2 separate regions of the Homo sapiens genome follow, and region 2 is linked to region 1. Evidence: read pairs that join two places in POLR2A ChIA-PET (ENCODE). Cell type or tissue: GM12878. All regions are shown on one strand. Links, peaks and the distances in the headings refer to the core of each region. The heading gives the core; the rest is flanking DNA. Region 1 holds the start of PSD2-AS1 (PSD2 antisense RNA 1). Region 2 has its middle 14 kb from the start of UBE2D2.

Region 1 (5,365 bases), core at 163-5,162:
GATTCTGGGGAGGATCCATGGTGAGATGATGTTTTGGCACAGGGCCAGCACATCCTAGCTGCTCAGAATGGGGCAGTGGCTGCTGCTGTTGCTACTATTACTGCTTTGTTTAAAACATAGCTGCTTCCACCAAAGCTGCCATCCAGCTGAGAAGATCAGGACAACACACCCAAATCAGTCAGAGAAAATGCAATCAGACACTGGAACTCTGGGAGAGAAGGATCCTGGAGGGCTGGGCAGTCAGGAAGAAGTTCTCAGAGGAAGTAACCTGGGGCTGAACTTCAGAGATGGGAGAGTGAAGCCAGCCAGAGTGGTGGGTAGAGGGCATGCTAGGGGGGAACCGACTGAGCAAAGCCCTGGAACAGGAGGGTGCCCTACAGGTCAGGTGGGCCTGAGTGTGTAAGAAGCAGAGAAGCCAGCTGGGGTCGGTTGGGTGCTCCAGGGGGCCTGACTTACCCTGGGGAGACGAAGGGGGAGACTGGATGCTAACTGCCACCTTTAAGGAAGGACTGTCTGCCCTGAGGCCCATCCCACCTGCACTCCATCCCAACAGAAGTCCCGAGGATCCGCAGGGGGCCACTGACACCCACCCCTATGTATTCACCCCCCCCAACATACCCCAGGGCTCCTAGAAATCAGGTGACTGCTCCCTTCTCTCTTTATTTATTCTCTGTTTTTTCCCTTTTCAGGAGACGATAATTATTCAGATCATCGCGGTGATTTACTCGGCAATCAGAGCCGCTCGATGCGGTGGCCGCGGAGCCGAGACAGACGAGCATTGCCTAGGAGGACGGGCCGGGGGCTCAGCGCCCCTCCCTCCCACCTGCCCGGCCTTTGTTCTCTTCGAGGTCTGCACCCGCGCTGCCTGGCGGGCAGTGGAGGCGCCCACCCGCGCGGACATGGCAGCAAGCTCGGGGTCTTGGGAATGAGTGTGCACATGAGTTCGCCCGGGGGAGGGGAGTTTGGGGGCTCGTGTGTTGCTGGGTGCTGGCTTGAAAATGATGGAGTACCTGTGTGCATGTTTGGGGGTGGTAGTGGTGGTGGTTGGGAGTGTACTAATGCACGAGCATTGCGGTCAGGTGTGTAATTGGAATGTGTGCACCTGTGTGATTACCGGGGGCCTAGGGTACATCTGTCTCCACAGGCTTGTTCAGAAGTGCAATGGGCAGGTGCCCAAATATGTGTATTTTAGGCACATAGCGGGGAGGAGAAGAGAGTTGGGGCTCTTGTGCTGAAGCTGTCTGAGGTGATCATGGAATCATGGATGTGGCAGGGCTGGGTTCTAGCTCAGCCTCTCGAACCGTGTCTGGCTGGGTAGGTGGGGTGGGGGCGGGGGAGTGTGAATCAGCTCAGATCCAAATGCCGAGTTTTCCTGGGTCAGTGCTGGGGCCCCGGGGGTCACGTGAATACAGATGTGGCTCGGTTCACAGGCTGTGTTCACACGTGTCCGCAGACCTTCGCCCCCTCCCGCCCGCGGGCTGGCGCAGTGACGGTGACCTCATTACCGCCTCCGCAAAGGCCCCTTGAAATCCCTGCGCCGTCGCATTTGGCTGCTCAAAGTGATGGGAACGGCCTGAGCTTCCTGATCAATCGCTTAAAATTCAGGGTCGGCTCGCTCGCGGGAGAGGGCTGCCTGCCAGCCCCGCGCACCGCGCTCTGCCGCCTCCCCCTACACCCCCTCCTTGCTTTGGCGGGGCGATGCTGTCGTATTGGAAAACATCCCCGCGCTGGCTGGGGGGCCCGGTGGGGCCAGCGCTGGAAGCCGTTCCACTCGAGCAGATGGCTGTGAAACTTTGGCGGCGAGATAAATTGGGTCTGACGGCGTGAGGCCGGCTCACAGATGGGCGGGATTCTCACGCCGGCCCCCACGTCCGGCCGGGCTGCGGGCAGGGCCGACACCGCTCAGAGCCCCCTTTGGGCACCCGCCTCGCCAGCACAAGCCTTCAGGAGGCCACCCATCCGGCAACAGCCTTCCTCAGCCGAAGGCGCCCTCCACCACATTCCTTCCGGCCCCAGATCTCCCCAGAGACGAGCCCAGAGGGAGGGACAGCCCCCAGCCCCCGCCCGGTCACCTCCGCCAAGCTGGCAGCTGGGCTTTCCCCCTCCTCTGCCATCCGCAGAGGCCTGAAGCGTGAAGGTTAACAGCTGGGGGGGAGGCTGCGTCTCCCTCTCTCACCCCCGCTCTGCTGCAGCCCCGCCCACCTGCCAGCCCAGGGGATGTCGTAAACAGGGCTGTGAGGTGTGTGTGTGTGCGGGGGGTTGGGGGTAACTGAAGGGGGGGAGACAAGAGAGAGTCAGACAGACAAAGAGAGGAACGAAAATGAGCAAGAGGCGAGCGGAGACCTGAGCAGAGACTGAGGGACAGAGACAGCTAGAGACAGAGACAGGCAGAGAAAGAAATGGAGATGGAGATGTGGAGATAGACACGGAGACACCCAGAGAGAGAAGGGAGGGAGGAGGAACCTCAGAGCCAGAGAGGAGACACACAATGAAAGTGGGAGGAGGGCGAAGGACCGGGCGAGGGGACAGGATACTGGCAGAAATGCAGGCTGCCTCGAGCTGCGGACGACCGTGGAGGGTGGGGACGAGCCGAGGTTGGGAGCAGGGTGCGACCCTGGGCTACCCTCACTCCTGCACCCACCACCAGGGCTGGGAGCCAGAGCGAGGGAGCGTCGCTGCCCCTGGGTGCGCCCTCCATCGCTACGCCACTTGCCCGCCTCGGCTTCCCCGGGAGCGCTAGATGAAGGGAATGGCGGGGTTGGGGAGCCGTGGGGGTCAGGGGGTGCTGCGCGGCCATCACACTGCCGCAAAGCCAGCCTGTCTAGCAGCCTCCCTCGCGCATCAGTCCAGCGGGCAGATATCGATCCCGCCCAGCCAAGCTCTATACTCGCGGCCTGCAGCCCGTTCTGTGGCGGTCCTACAAAGAAGCGGGGGTGCCTCACTTCTCGGGCCTCCCCCGCGGGGGATTCTGTACCAGAATAACACCCCCGGGGCCAGGGTCAGGGCGGCACACTCGCCCCCGCCTGTCCCAGCGCGATCCCATTCGGCGGGCCCAGGTAGCCTGCGGCAGGGAGAAGGCTCGGGTGACCCCCCAGCCCCGCCTTCTGCAGGGCGCGCGAGGCCAGAGGAAAAAATCTTCGCTGAGTTGATGAAGTTGAAGTTTCGTTCAGGGCGTGAAGGAGACAGCCAATCAGCGGGCCGTTATTTACATGGGCTCTCTGATTGGCTCTCACGGTGCCTCTTTAGAATGTTACTTTGAGACCTTCACAGAACGAAAAGCCCCCCGCTGGGGGTGGGGGAAGGCTCAGAAGCTCCAAGGTTTCATGTAGGGCTCCCCAGGCCAAGCTTTGAGGGAAGATGGGGAGCTTAGATATAGTTTTGTCCAGCTTTCACGATACAAATGACCAACTTGAGTCTGGAGAGACAGAGAGGTGGAGCTTGGCCTGGATCCAGGAGATGAGTTCGGCCTAGCGCTCTGCAGTGGGCCCACCACCCCTGATACCTAGACGTGTGGTCACCTTGGCGGTGGGGAGGAGGGGCTTGGTCCTGGCAACCCCTCTCATCCAATAGCAAGAGAGGGGCTGATTCAATGGTTTGAGGGGGCAGGAGCAGGTAAACCTGGCGGTGTCGGTCTTGTTTGTGACCGGACAGTGTGGGTGGTACCATCATGTTGGAAACCCCGCAAATAATGCAGCCCCAGAGGCAGGCCAGGCTGACCCTGAGGTCATGTTTCACTTGACAGCCTGGGCAGGCACACGTGAACACAGGAGACCCCCAGGCGGGGGCCTCGGGGCCTCAAGAAGTGGGTTTGCTCTGAAGGGAGTGGCACTGGGCAACCCGCAGCAGCTCCGCACTGCCCCGCACCCGCACTACCGCATCCAGCAGACACTGAGTCACTCTTGGGGACGGGGGCGAAGTCAGGACATTGGCAGCTAGGAGCAGAGAAGTTCTCTCAGAAGGCCTCCACCCTGCCTTCCCCACTGCGTCGGCCCCGCCCACCCATGCTGGGAAAAGGGCCCCCTGGGGTTGCCATTCGCAAATCCTGCCCAGTCTCCTGGCCCACACTCCTCCCCAGGCGACTCAGCATAGATGACTCAGGACTTGGAGTGGGGCTGTTAATGGGCAAATGTGGTGGTAGGGGGGCCTGAGTGTGTGGCCGAGGCTGGAAAGTCCCTCCACCATCTGCCTGTGGCAAATTGAGGGACAGGTAGGAGAATTCACTCTAGTGGGGTTCTAACCCTGCCCCAATTCTTTCACAGTGACACAGCCTGGAGACCCAGCTCTGTCACTCAACTCTACATAGCCTTCACCCAGAGCCTGACAGTGTATATGAACAAGAGGCTGTGCCTGTGAGTACTTGCGTGCCAGCAGCTGGCCTTGTGACATGCCCCTGTGGGACCTTGGGCTGCAGCATCAAGTGCTAGGGCAAACACCTTGTTTGCAGAAGACCCAAGGACCCCACAGCCAGTGCCAGGACAGCTAAGAGACTCCACCACCTGCCACCCCCCAGAACTTACCCTGCTAATGAACCAAACTTGCTGTGTGACTTTGAGTGCAGCTCGCACATCTCTGGGCCTCAAACTTCTCTGTAAAACCATGCCCTCCTGAATGTACCATTCCCAGTGGTGGCAGCTGCAGAGAAATCACAATAGCAGGGGCAGGGTCCAAGAAGGGCCTGAGAAGCTGGTTCAGCCTGTGGTCTGGGAGCCAAGTGGGGCAGGGACAAGATTGCCAAGTCCCACGGTTCTCACCAATTCTCATAATCTCATCTCTCCTCTTGTCTTCCTGCCCGCCTCATAAATAGCAGGAGGCTGGGCTGGGTCTGGGGCAGGAGCGGGGAGCTGCATGTGTGCATTTGTGTGTGTGTGTGTACACACACATGGGGAGGGTGTGAGAGCCTTCCCCCCACCCCCGCCGCTGCCACCATCGTGCTCTGAGAAGCTGAGATAATCCCTCGCCATCTGTCTTGTGTTGCTAACCCACTCAGCCGGACAGCTGCCCGGGCCACAGCTCTACAGGCGAGCAGGCGGGGGAATGAGGGGCATGGGGGGAGCTAGCCAACTCTGAGGACCAGGCAGCAGGGACACTCAGTCCTCCCATCCCAGAATACCCCTGCTCTAGAAAGGGAAAGTAAAGTCAGAGAGGGGACAGGCAGGACTTCCCCCATTCCTGCTTCTGAACCTGGGAAGGATTGGAGGAGTGGAGACCATTCCCTGGTCTGGGAGTTGGAGGCCGAGCCTCCCAGAATGCAGGAAGGTGATACAGGATCACCGTCTAGCTTATGTTGTTATGAGCCCACACAGATCACTGTGATGGGAGGGGTGCAGTAGGACAAGTCAGGCCTTCTGGGCGCAGGGAAGGGAAG
Region 2 (5,365 bases), core at 130-5,129, 200 kb after region 1:
TAGTGTGTTTACAAACCTTGAGCTAGACACAGAGTGCTAATTGGTGTATTTACAATCCTTTAGCTAGACATAAAGTTTCTCCAAGTCCCCACCAGATTAGCTAGATAGAGTGCTGATTGCTGCATCCATGAACCCTGAGCTAGACACAGAGTGCTGATTGGCGCATGTACACTCCTCCAGCTAGACATAAAAGTTCTCCAAGTCCCCACCCAACTCAGGAGCCCAGCTGGCTTCGCCTAGTGGATCCTGTGCTGGGCCGGGGCGGAGTTGCCCGCTAGTCCCGCTCTGCGCAGCTGCACTCCTCAGCCCTTGGGCGGTCGATGGGATGGGGCGCCGCGGAGCAGGGGGTGGCGCCCCGTCGGGGAGTCTCCAGCCCCGCGAGCTCACGGTGTAGGGGGAGGGTGTTCAGGCATGGCGGGCTGCAGATCCCTAGCCCTGCCCTGCGGGCAGGTGCTGAGGCCCGGCAAGAATTTGAGCGCAGAGCAGGTGGGCCTGCAGTGCTGGGGGACCCAGTGCACCCTCCACAGCGGCTGGCCAGGGTGCTAAGCCCCTCACTTCCTGGGCCCACGGCGCCAGCCGGCCGCTCGGAGTGCGGGGCCGCCAAGACCCCGCGCACCCGGAACTCGCGCTGGCCCTCGAGTGCCATGCGCGCAGCCCCAGTTCCTGCCTGGGCCTCTCCCTCCACACCTCCCCGCAAGCAGAGGGAGCTGGCTCCGGCCTCAGCTAGCCCAGAGAGGGGCTCCCGCAGTGCAGCGGCGGGCTGAAGGGCTCCTCAAGCGCAGCCAGAGTGGACGCCGAGGCCGAGGAGGCGCCCAGAATGAGTGAGGGCTGCTAGCACGTTGTCACCTCTCAGTGGTTTAGAACCAGGGCTTTTAAGACCGGGCACAGTGGCTCACACCTGTAACCTAGCACTTTGGGAGGCAGAGGCAGGCAGATCATGATGTCAGGAGTTCGAAACCTGCCTGACCAACATGGCAAAACCCCGTCTCTACTAAAAATACAAAAAATTAGCTGGGCATGGTGGCACGCGCCTGTAATCCCAGCTACTCAGGAGGCTGAGGCAGGAGAATCGCTTGAACCCGGGAGACGGAGGTTGCAGTGAGCTGAGATCGCACCACTGCACTCCAGCCTGGGCAAAAGAGTGAGACTCCATCTAAAAAAAAAAGAAAAAAAAAAGAACCAGGGCTTTGAAGTCAGTGGGTTCAAGCCCTACTCTGCTATTTATTAGGCCATACTGTGAAGTTTGGACAAGTTACTTGACTTCTTGAAACCTGGTTTTTCTCATTAGTAAAATGGAGATAATGTTAGCATATTCATAGATTGTGAGGTTAAATAACAAGTGGTGTGTATAAAGTTCGTGGTGTGAAGGAAATGCTCGATAAATATTGATAATGACGATAATGATGATGATGATGATTTTTGTGAGAAAAGAGGGATTATAAAAGACTGCTCCTAGCCAACCTTTTGCCCATGAGGGAAATCTACAAGCTCAGTCCTTGTGAAGCTGGGGTTTTGGGTTCCCAGAGGCCTCAACCACTCCTTTTCCTGTGATCTTGTGGCTGGGATGACAGTGCATCAGCAGAGGATGGATCGTTTCCTGCAGGCTCAGCCCACACTCCGTGTAGCAATCTTGGGGGATTTCTGTCTGGAAAACAGTCTGGCGGTTCAATCCACAGACAGTCCCCCAACCTTCCTCTATATCTTATAGAGGAGGTGGGAAAACGAGGAACACTTGAATGAGAGGCCGTGCATATATGAGTTGCCTACAAAATCTGTCATTTTTGGAGGTATTATTTGAAGGGAACGTTTATTTATTTATTTATTTATTTTTTTTTTTTATTTTTTTTTTTTTTTTTTTTGAGACGGAGTCTCGCTCTGTCGCCCAGGCTGGAATGCAGTGGTGCAATTGTAGCTCACTGCAACCTTGATCTCCTGGGCTCAAACCATCCGCCTGCTTCAGCCTCCTAAAGTGCTAGGATTACAGGCGTGAGCCACCACACCCAGCCATTAAATTTATAATGAAACTTTGGCCAGGCTCGGTGGCTCACGCCTGTAATCCCAACGCTTTGGGAGGCTGAGGCTGGCAGATCACCTGAGGTGGGGAGTTCGAGACCAGCCTGGCCAGCATGGTGAAACACTGTCTTTACTAAAAATACAAAAATTAGCTGGGCGTGGTGGCAGGCGCCTGTAATCCCAGCTACTCAGGAGGCTGAGGCAGGAGAATCACTTGAACCTGAGAGGCAGAGGTTGCAGTGAGCCAAGATCACACCATTGCACTCCAGCCTGGGCAACAGAGCGAGACTCCGTCTCAAAAAAAATAAAAAAATAAATAAAATAAAATTAGCCGGGTGTGGTGGCAGGCACCTGTAATTCCAGCTTCTAGCTACTCGGAAGGCTGAGGTAGAGAACTGCTTGAACCCAGGAGGTGGTGGTTGCAGTGAGCCGAGATCATGTCACTGCACTCCAGCCTGGGTGACAGGCAAGACTCCATCTCAAGAACAAAAAAAAAAGCCAGGCATGGTGGCCCACGCATGTAATCCCAGCACTTTGGGAGGTTGAGCTGGGTGGATCACGAGGTCAAGAGATTGAGACCATCCTGGCCAATATGGTGAAACCGCGTCTCTACTAAAAATACATGGCATTTTCTGTTCTTGTCTTTACAAATTACCCCCTGACTCATGATAGATACATGACTTGGCCACATCCTTTGCTGTGTGAGCCACTTTTTTTTTGAGACGGAGTCTCGCTCTGTCACCCAGGCTGGAGTGCAGTGGTGCGATCTCAGCTCACTGCAAGCTCCGCCTCCCAGGTTCACGCCATTCTCCTGCCTCAGCCTCCCGTGTAGCTGGGACTACAGGCGCCCGCCACTACGCCTGTCTAATTTTTTTGTATTTTTAGTAGAGACGGGATTTCACCGTGTTAGCCAGGATGGTCTTGATCTCCTGACCTCGTGATCCGCCCGTATCAGCCTCCCAAAATGCTGGGATTACAGGCGTGAGCCACCTTGCCCGGCCGGCAGGAGAATCTCTTGAAGCCGGGAGAAGGAGGTTGCAGTGAGCCAAGATGACGCCATTGCACTCCAGCCTGGGTCACAAGAGCAAAACTCTGTCAAAAAAAAAGAAAGAAAGAAAAGAAAGAAAGAAGGAAAGAAAGGAAGGAAGGAAGGAAGGAAGGAAGGAAGGAAGGAAGGAAGGAAGGAAGGAAGAAAGAAAGAAGAAAGAAAGAAAGAAAATTTAAGGCCAGGCACGGTGGCTCACGCCTGTAATTCCAGCACTTTGGGAGGCTAAGGCAGGTGGATCACTTGAGGTCAAGATTTCGAGACCAGTCTGGCAAACATGGTGAAACTCCATCTCTACTTTAAAAAATACAAAAATTAGCTGGGCGTGGTGGTGCATGCCTGTAATCCCAGCTACACATGGGGCTGAGGGAGAATAATCACATGAACCTGGGAAGTGGCGGTTACAGTGAGCTGAGATCTCACCACTGTACTCCAGGCTGGGTGACAGAGCAAGACTCTGTTTCAAACAAAAGAAAATTTAGGCCAGGCACAGTCGGCTCACGCCAGTAATCCCAGCACTTTGGGAGGCCGAGGCAAGTGGTTCATGAGGTCAGGAGTTCAAGACCAGCCTGGCCAATATGGTGAAACTCTGTCTCTACTGAAAATGCAAAAATTAGCCAGGCAGCCAGGCTCAGTGGCTCATGCCTGTAATCCCAGCACTTTGGGAAGCCAAGGAGGGCGGATCATGAGGTCAGGAGTTCAAGACCAGCCTGGCCAACATGGTGAATCCTCGTCTCTACTACAAATACAAAAATTAGACGGGCATGGTGGTGGGCAGCTGTAATCCCAGCTACTTGGGAGGTTGAGGCAGGAGAATCGCTTGAAGCCAGGAAAAGGAGGTTGCAGTGAGCCAAGATCACGCCATTGCACTCCAGCCTGGGTCACAAGAGCAGAACTGTCTCAAAAGAAAAAAATAAAAAGAAAGAAATAGAATTTAAGGCCAGGCACGGTGACTCATGCCTGTAATCCCAGCACTTTGGGAGGCTGAGGCGGGTGGATCACTTGAGGTCAGGAGTTCGAGACCAGCCTGGCCAACATGGTGAAACCCCATCTCTACTTAAAAAAATACAAAAATTAGCTGGGCATGGTGGTACATGCCTGTAATCCCAGCTACACAGGGGGCTGAGGCAGAATAGTCACTTGAACCTGGGAGATGGAGGTTACAGTGAGCAGAGATCACACCACTGTACTGCAGCCTGGGCGACAGAGCAAGACTCTGTTTCCAAAAAAAAAAAAATGTAGGCTGGGCTCAGTGTTTCACGCCAGTAATCCCAGACCTTTGGGAGGTCGAGGCGAGTGGATCAGGAGGTCAGGAGTTCAAGACCAGCCTGGCCAAGATGGTGAAACTCTGTCTCTACTAAAAATACAAAAATTAGCTGGGCATGGTGGGTGGTGCCTATAATCCCAGCTACTCGGGAGGCTGAGGCAGAGAACTACTTGAACCCGGGAGGCGGAAGTTGCAGTGAGCCTAGATCATGCCATTGTGCTCCAGCCTGGGCAACAGAGCGAGACTCCACCACAAAAAAAAATTAAAAAAAAAAAAGAAAATTTAAAATCTGGTAACACGCAATAGTAAAAAAAAAAAAATAGAAGACAAAGCTGAGAGCAGTGGCATATGCTTATAGTCTCAGCTACTCTAGAGGCCGAGGCAGGAGGATACCTTGAGTCCAGGAATTCAAGTCCGGCCTGTGCAACATAGAGATCCCTATCATATCTAAAAATAATAAAATTGAAGACAATCTATCCATCAATTGGGAAAAGTTAATTAGATTACCATAATTAATACTATGGAATACTATTCCACCATAAAAAGCGTGAGTTAGATCGAGTTAGATCTGTATGTCCCTATGGAAGAACTACCACAGCATTGTTGAGTTAAGAAAGCAGGCCAGGTGCAGTGGCTCACGCCTGAAATCCCAGCACTTTGGAAGGCCGAGGCGGGTGGATCACGAGGTCAAAAGATCGAGACCATCCTGGCCACCATGGTGAAACCCCATCTCTACTAAAAGTACAAAAAAAAATTAGCCGGGCGTGGTGATGCACACCTGTAGTCCCAGCTACTTGGGAGGCTGAGGCAGGAGAATCGCTTGAACCTGGGAGGCAGAGGTTGCAGTGAGCCGAGATCGCGCCACTGCACTCCAGCCTGGCAAAAGAGCAAGACTGTCTAAAAAAAGAAAAAAAAAAGCAAACTACAGTATAAAGTGGGTTACAGAAAGTCTCAATGATGTATTCATATGTAAAAAATTAAAGGAGCTGCACACTTAAATGTGCACTATTTATTGTAAGTTATACCTCAATAAAAGGTTT

Evidence for each region. ChIA-PET counts read pairs that join two places held together with the same protein. Peaks named below come from ENCODE experiments on the same cell type or tissue, not always from the same donor. Only the 100,000 strongest peaks of a DNase experiment are listed, where the experiment ranks them.
Region 2: POLR2A ChIA-PET joins it to region 1 with 8 read pairs; 3 of 35 experiments call an interaction of 5 or more read pairs at or near these places.

Annotation. Positions count from the first base shown.
Region 1 is chr5:139,744,154-139,749,518 of GRCh38, reverse strand. It overlaps PSD2-AS1 (PSD2 antisense RNA 1), which reads left to right and starts at 3,296. Exons shown (of 3, transcript NR_105053.2): 1 at 3,296-3,325; 2 at 4,260-4,349. It also overlaps a transcript of PSD2 not described here. RefSeq lists enhancers at 186-833, 1,531-1,640, 2,779-3,426 and silencers at 1,231-1,280, 4,950-5,365. In GM12878, for the core only: no CTCF peak of the experiment used is centred there; DNase peaks (open chromatin) are centred at 2,048 and 4,244; H3K4me3 peaks cover 1,232 bases; H3K27ac peaks cover 616 bases.
Region 2 is chr5:139,544,658-139,550,022 of GRCh38, reverse strand. It overlaps a transcript of UBE2D2 not described here. Among named protein-coding and RNA genes, the nearest start is that of UBE2D2, 14 kb to the left of the region's middle. RefSeq lists an enhancer at 480-981. In GM12878, for the core only: no CTCF peak of the experiment used is centred there; a DNase peak (open chromatin) is centred at 2,672.